3 separate regions of the Mus musculus genome follow, and regions 1 and 2 are each linked to region 3. A link is a loop called in an ENCODE intact Hi-C map of the cell type or tissue named here. Cell type or tissue: left cerebral cortex. All regions are shown on one strand.

What was found. A loop is a pair of places that touch in the nucleus more often than their neighbours do. Peaks named below come from ENCODE experiments on the same cell type or tissue, not always from the same donor. Only the 100,000 strongest peaks of a DNase experiment are listed, where the experiment ranks them.
Region 1: it touches region 3 in a loop (2.2-fold over the local background); 5 of 42 quality-filtered maps call a loop at or near these places.
Region 2: a loop joins it to region 3, with 2.1 times the contacts of the local background. A loop is called at or near these places in 4 of 42 quality-filtered maps.

What each region holds. Positions count from the first base shown.
Region 1 is chr13:102,908,894-102,911,393 of GRCm38, forward strand. All of the region lies in intron 4 of Mast4 (microtubule associated serine/threonine kinase family member 4), which reads right to left. Gm30106 (a long non-coding RNA gene) reads left to right here. Exons shown (of 4, transcript XR_382843.4): 1 at 1-2,500. Among named protein-coding and RNA genes, the nearest start is that of Gm30106, 2.3 kb to the left of the region's middle. In left cerebral cortex, a CTCF peak has its summit at 959 (motif pointing right); no DNase peak of the experiment used is centred here.
Region 2 is chr13:102,956,293-102,958,792 of GRCm38, forward strand. All of the region lies in intron 4 of Mast4 (microtubule associated serine/threonine kinase family member 4), which reads right to left. Gm30106 (a long non-coding RNA gene) reads left to right here. Exons shown (of 4, transcript XR_382843.4): 4 at 59-222. Among named protein-coding and RNA genes, the nearest start is that of Gm30106, 50 kb to the left of the region's middle. In left cerebral cortex, no CTCF peak of the experiment used is centred here; DNase peaks (open chromatin) are centred at 1,056, 1,481 and 1,758; H3K4me3 peaks cover 2,083 bases; H3K27ac peaks cover 1,366 bases.
Region 3 is chr13:103,096,031-103,098,530 of GRCm38, forward strand. All of the region lies in intron 3 of Mast4 (microtubule associated serine/threonine kinase family member 4), which reads right to left. It overlaps Gm30050 (a long non-coding RNA gene), which reads left to right and starts at 1,030. Exons shown (of 2, transcript XR_382842.1): 1 at 1,030-1,113. In left cerebral cortex, a CTCF peak has its summit at 978; DNase peaks (open chromatin) are centred at 410, 902 and 1,333; H3K4me3 peaks cover 2,177 bases; H3K27ac peaks cover 1,315 bases.

The DNA of each region.
Region 1 (2,500 bases), 190 kb before region 3:
TGAGACTGTTTCTCAGGGCAAAGGCCAGATTATACTGTATTCTGTATTTCCAGAACTGAATAGGCTCAGACTTACACAGACATTTTTAAAGATGCTTGCTGAATAGTCATTTCCACTAAGCGTCTACTCTTTCTCTTATGAGACACAAGATTGAGCAGTATGAAGACATCCATCAATACCCTCACAGAACCCTAAATTCTCAGTATTCTTACAACAATGTTATTAAATTCTGAAGGCTTTCTCTTACAACTCTTTGTCACCAAGGATATCAGTACAAACATTTCTTAGGTCCTAGCATGACTTCAGGAAATATCACAGGCAAACACAAGGAAAACTCCCCTTTGAGTACCCTCTCTACATCCCATAGACAAACCAAAGATTTCCTGAGCTTGTTGAGGAAGAGGGGTGCCATAGAAGAGCAATCAAGGTTGTGAGAGAGGATTTGAAATTGTGCTAGAAAAATCTTGAATTCAGGTATCTACCCCATGAAAGAAGAGAGCAGTTGAGGGATAAGAAATAGCTGACTAGCTGACCAGGAATATTAGAAAGACTGTATGCGACTAGGGTTGCAGCCACAGAGGGAAAAGGTGTGGGAAGGGGAGTCAAGTTTCCAAGAGGAGTGCTTAGTCATATACACAGAGGGTGAAGATATATACATAGGGCGAGAATTCTGCTCTGAATGGGCTTAAGTAAGACCTGATGTCTTTACTTCCCAACTCTCCTCCATAATCTTTCTAAAAAGTTCATTTAGTTGGCATTGCCTATAAGCATGGCAGCAACTTAAATGGGTCCACTGATATAATCAACCCTTTACTTTTCCCTCTTCACCACCTCTGCTTTCCATTTTCAGGAATATCTGAAACCTTCCGATGCTAATAGCTAATGTCAAAGACTTTTTACAATTATGTGATCTAAAAGTATGAATGTGCATATATGGGTGCAGGTACTCAAAGAGTCCAGAAGAGGGCTCTGGATACCCAGGATCTGAAATCACAGATCACTATGAGTAACCCAACATTCGTGCTGGGAACCAAATTCTGGTCCTCTGAAAGAGTGGTACACGCTCTTAAGTGCTACCTCCAAATTCTGGTCCTCTGAAAGAGTGGTACTTGCTCTTAAGTGCTGCCTGCCACCTCCCAGACCCCAACACTAATTTTAACTAAATATATTGGATTATTTTCCCTGAAAAGGTTTGGGAAGATCTGAATTTACCCACACTGAAAAGGTAAGACTAGGTAAAGTACACACACAGCTAGCGATATATTAGCTAATACAGAGCAAGTACTTGATAGATTCCCACACTCCCTGATGATAAGAGTGGGTGTGACACTCAAGTGTAACCTGTCTTCTAACCTGTATGACTTGATTTAGTAACCTATGATTCAGAAGGCAAGGCAGTCGGTAAACATGGGATTGAATTTGTCAGAATTACTGACATTTCCTTACAGACAAAATAATTATATAGAGAGGAGAGGAAGCACAGTTGAGTTGCAGTTGCCATAAAGCTGATGAACTGAGAAGAAACTGAGCCTTTGAAGGCCTTAGAACATAGCTGGTCTTGGCCAACACACAGACACTCAGCAAGATGTTCTACTTATTGGACAGCCACTAAGCCAATACAACAGTGGATATAGTCTGGGATCCAGACTGCTCATTCATTTATCAATATGTCAATATCAGTCACTGCTTCTCCAAGGAAGGCAAGTGGGATGGGAAGATAGGTTTGTCACCCAACTGGGAGGGTAGCTCTGGAAAAAAAATGGTAGAAAACAGAAGGTCTAATCCTTTGCAACTCATTCCCCTCATATGTTTCGTAATGTCCTTTTTACAGATCTTTTACTCTCCCTCCAGATGCCCCATGCCCAAACAGAATAGTATTAAAAAGCTAATATCTATGGACAGATTTGTGTGTACTATATAGAGATTAATTTCTCTGGGCCAAGTTGTTAGGACTGGGTAGCTTTCAACTCCCTGTTTAAGAATCTGTGTCTGTGTATCTACATCCAGGGAGGATGCAGAGTTTCCATGAAGACTCTACCTGATCCTGGCCTAGTGGCAATTCTGCTGTAAACTCTCTTGATTCATTCCTACCCCTGTGTTCAGCACCTAAAAATGAACGAGTATTGCTCAAGGTGGTTCACATCTGTAAGTCCATTAGGTCGGCTTCTAAACTCTTTCCTGAACTTAAGGAAAAAGGTCTGATATGCACACTGACTTTTCTAAATGAGAAAGTCTACAAAAATAGAACCAAAGAGGGGTCAAAATAAAATGTAGGAAAAAATGTAGAAAGAAAATAGAAAGGATGCTATATACAGGAGGAAGAACAAAAAACACAATGAACAGTTGGAAGACAGAAACTCTCTTATGTTATTAAACAAATGGATGCTTACAATACTCAACTGTAAGAAAGATAAACAAGTTAATTTTATATCCAGCTACTGCACAGAAGCAGAAGTTGGCCTAGTCGGCCATCACTGGGAAGAGAGGCCCTTTGGTCTTG
Region 2 (2,500 bases), 140 kb before region 3:
GAGAAAACTTCCAGGGCATGTAAGTATAATCCTGTATTTTACTATCTCTGTTCCCTAGGTGAAAGCAACAGTCTAGATGCACGCTAACATTGACCACATAGAGGCCAGACCAAAGAGGAGCTATCTGATACCCAATCAAAATCCAGAGATGTTGGTACTCAGCTGATTTCTGTATCCTGTGTCATGAGCAACTTCATAAAAATTGTGACAACCTCTTAGCCTTTCAAGTCTAAAACAGGATATATCAATTGTATTTTATTTTTTTAAGTTACTTTAAATTGTCTCCTTGTGTTATGGACAAGATTTTAAAGATGGAGCGAGGAACATGCTTAATATGAAATAGGATCTTTGAAATTCAAAGGGAACAGGGGTCCATGGCTCAAAACCAACTCCTGTAGAAGGGTAGTGCTACGGATTCTACACCTGAAGCTGTGGCCAGGGATGAATGGAAAAGTAGAAGAACGTACAGCTCTCACTAAGATATTCCAAGAAAATTATGAAGCTTAATGCTACTGTGGGGGTCAGGTGGGAAAGTAACTAGGGCAATGGGCAAATACTAGTCCTATGTCTATTATGGAAAAACACTATACCTGACAAGAAGGACCTGAGAGTACTCCAACTTTTTATAAGCCAGCATTTTATTTGAATAAAATAAGCAGAGACTTTAAAGGGAGGACTGGTTTAAAAAGTAGTCACCAGGATGTTGTATATTAATTGACGTATTAATTTAGGAGATAATTTCTCTTGCCTCTACAAACTCAAAGGGAATGAATACTTAATTATGGACACCTAAGAGCTCTCTTCTTAAGAGAGTCCAGTATGTTATTATAGGGGATAGAAAGATTTCACCAAAAAACACATTCCCCTATCTGTGCTGTAAATGACACAGGTATTTTTATTTTCCTACCAGGCTCATATTTTACTGTTTATTCTTTAAAGTGTGTCAGCGCAGACTCACTCACAGCTTCTGCATCTTCCACTAACAGATTTAAAATAAAAATTTGCTGACACTTCCTGCATCACAGATGTCTAACTTCTGCGCCACAAATTTGATGTGGACATTTTCACGGCGCTGCATCAAATCAGAAGGCAGTGAGATGCATTAATGGGTTTGAAAAAAAAAATGAAGAAGAAAAGCAGAAAAAAAAAAACTAGCTAAGCAAACACAGACCTCAACTAGGTAAACACATTGCATGCCATGGCTGGAGACTGCAGGGAGGATTCAAAACGTTCTTCAGTTCATTAATATTCTGCTGCACTGAAGAAACGTGGGTCCCATCTAATGACCGTCACAAATAACCCTTCTCCTGCATGCCCAGCCATCCTGATGCTCTCTGTTAGTCAAGGCAGACAGGGGCCTTTCTTCAGAAACAGGCGTTATGAGCACAAACAAACAGCAAGAGAGGAGAAAGACATAGCTATACCATGGCCTACTGATGCATTCTTTCACAATGAGCTGTTAAGATGTTTCCAGAACTGAGGCACAGCAACTTTAAATATGCAGCGGCGCCTTCCTTCCCTCTGACTGCAGTGCAAGGAAAAAAAAAAAAAAAAACCCGGCTTGGTCTGGCTTTGCACATCAGCTGGAACCAAATGCCATGCATTTAAAACATGGTCCTCCACCTCACACTGCAGTGCTCTGAGGCTGTCAGTACAAACAAATGCTAAATAGCTATTGGTCCCCGGAATGAGAAAGCCAGTGTCATGCAGAAAGCATTAAAATATTAAAGGCAGACAATACTTACTCCAAGGTCAGCCCCGGAATCTGTAGTCTTTCCCGCTGGGCTTTCATGGTTGATATCTGTTACAGCGCTCTATTGTAACCATGACACACACACTCTCTGCCAGCGTCCCGGTGATGACAGAGCGCCAAAAGGAACCTCTCTAAAGGACTGGACTAACAACCTCTCAAGGGGGAGGGGGGATCCTGTAAGTTTGGGTCCTTCCACCTCCAGCAGAATCAAGAGCTGTCAGCGGCTTTCCTCAGGTTAACTGTGGTGCGCACTGCACTGATTTCGTTAAAGGAGCGAGGCTCGCAGCTCTGCATATCAAGTAATTGGTTTCTGATTTTTTTTTTTTTTTTTTTTAAAGAAAGTCGCTACACTCACAGACCCACTTTTTACCTCAGTGAAATAAAGAGTCCTTTTCACAGTGCAGACTGGAGGAAAAATATAAAGCAACAGTATCATACATAAAAGAGTTCCTCTAAGCAAAATGTCAACGACCCCCCTCCCCGTACAGCCGCCCCCTGACACCTAGGCACTGAACTTGCCACCCTAGGGAAGCTCTGTTTCTCCTCTCCTCAGAGTTACTCCTCAGCATCACTCATAGTCCACAAGCGATGAGGGACGGTGCCTGGTAGAAATAATTAGATTTTTTTTCTATATATGGCCATCAGCAGAAAGAGGAATAAACTAACTGTGCCAATTTGGGGGAAGTTGAACTATGTTTTAAAGCAGAGACTTATGTGGACGGGTGCAACCCCGGTGGTGGGAAAGTA
Region 3 (2,500 bases):
TAGACAAATACTAATTTGAATACATTTAAGCTATGGCTTCCTTAAACTCAACAACTGCCAGGCAGATGGGGGTTTTTGTTGGTTTTGTTTTTTAAGTTTTCATATTTGCTAAGTTTTCACTTGGCATACATTTGTACTCTAAGAGAAAGACAGAGAGTGAATTAGACAAAGTTGAACACAGAAAAGCAAGGGGGGGGGGTGGCACACACATCCCTCCTAGTCTCTTAAACACAGCCAAGTCTGATCCAGTTGCCAGTAGAAACTTTCATTTCACCGACAGGTAGACATCTAACAGCTGCAGACAACTGCCTGGCAGTCACACAGATGCCACCAGGAGGAGGTGACCCTCTGTGCAAAACTCAGTCCTGTGTTCCCATTACTAGACGGAGTTGTTACTGCCTCAGACTTCCCTGACATTTCATAAAACACCCGAGCTTCTTATCAGCTGCCGCCACCACCCCAGACTGAACTATTCCTGAACAACCATGCCCAAAGTGTCAGACTAAAAGTCCTGTCTATTGTCTCTGACAAAAGACCCTCCCCTCATTGAACCCCACCATGTGTCAGACCTGTAACGAGTGCCCCAGCAGACCCCACTCCCAAGTAGATATTAAGAACTGAGCACGCAGCCCAGTATAGGAATGTCATGGGAACTTTGAAATCCTCAATGGCTCGCCACTGACAAGGCTGCACGTCAAGAATGGAAGGTTCGCCTACCTGGAGCCCTCTCCGTCTCAGAATGCTGGACTCATCCATCTCACTCTCTGCTTTCTCCGAGCCTGTCGCCACAGTCTGGCCATGCTGTACTACCTCTACTTGGCCACGATAATTCAGAGCCCCCGCAGCTGCTAAACACTTACATCACGCTCTAGCTGATTGGAGCCTGGAGTCAGCTGGTCCTGCTTAGTTATTCACTCCACCAACTTCGGAGATCACGGATGCTCTTGCAGTTCGCAGTTCGCCCGCCGCGGAGAGCGCAGCAAGTGGGCTCCGACAGGCACCTAATGTATATCGCCCCCGCAGGCGGAGGAGACTTTCGCTATCAGACTGGAAATTCGTGGGATCCCTGTTTTGTTCCTCCAAATGCTGACTGGTGGTTTTCCAGGCAAGCAGGTAAATGGCTTTCGGCAGCAACTTTGGGTCAAGCCCCTTCTGAGGTCCAGAGTAAATCAGCGCTGATACATACCTCTTAAAGCAGCAACTGATTGGGAAGGCAGAAAAAAAAAAAAAAAACGGAAAGAAAAAAGAAACAGGGCCAGCTGGCTACATCCAGCGGCACCACCGCTCACTCCTGGTGCTTGTCTTTTTTAACCGGTATCAAAGGAAATAAATTGTAGCAGAACACACAAGCTGCTGCCTGAAATCTGAAAGAGGGAGCTCAGGGCGCGGCTGCTCCTCAGCCATCCTCCAAGGAGCACTTCCCACCCGGAGAGGAGAGCTCCATTCCGTCACACAAACATCTCTCTGGGTCAGTTCCCAACCCTAAGGCACAGAGTATAGATGTTCATTTCCCCCACCCAGAACTTAGTTCTGCTGATATGGGACCAGCATGTAAAAAGAAGGAAAACCTTCTAAGGCCCATCATTAGCTGGGATATTAACCTATTCCTATAGCCTTATAAGCTGTTGGGGGTGGGGCAGAGGTAGATTTCCATCATGTGCAATTTCACAGTTTGTTTCAGCTTGTTTATTCCACTCATCTTCATCTTACTGCAATTCAAAGCAACTACCAGATGAATATTAGGGTTCATTACTGGCAAGGCACAGGGGTAACAATATACGATACTATCAATTTATAATAAATAATTCCTCCTGTGTCTGCTCTAAAGATACTTAAATTGGGGGAACTGTGTGGTCCTCAGGGAGGCAGGCGCTCAGTGGTGTGTCTGAGAAACACCTCCACAGTTACAGATTTGTCTTCTTGGAAAACACGGGAAAGCAGCCCTAAAATTATTTAAAATATCAGTGATTCTTGGACTCTTACCTATTCCAGAGATCTAAAGATTTCCAAACGATTCAGGGAGGGGAGAAGGAAGAAATGTCTGGTAGGTCTTTACAGACCCCCATCCCCCCCCTTCACTTTCTGCTCCCTTCCTGCCTGTCAGCATGCTGGTAGCCTTGCTATCAATTGATTAGATTATGTCATTAAAAATAGCTCTGGGATTTATGAATCTAAGCACTGAGCCAGATTGGCTGCATTGTACAGTGCCAGTCCTTGCATACAACCCTAGACACACAAAGGAAGTCCAGTTGGACTGTCCCTAGCTGAGGTTCGGCAGAGAAGGGTGTCAGAGTAGTTTCTACTTAGATGTGTTCATTTGATGCCACTTAAGGCAGAAAGCCCCAGACAGTTTTTAGCTCTGGCTTATATGTAGAGAAATGATGCTATGTCCAGAGAAGTGGAGGGGGCACACGGTCTGTGTGTGTGTGTGTGTGTGTGTGTGTGTGTGTGTTGGGGGGGGTTGGAGGGAGAGCACTAAACTGGTCATCAAACAACTCAA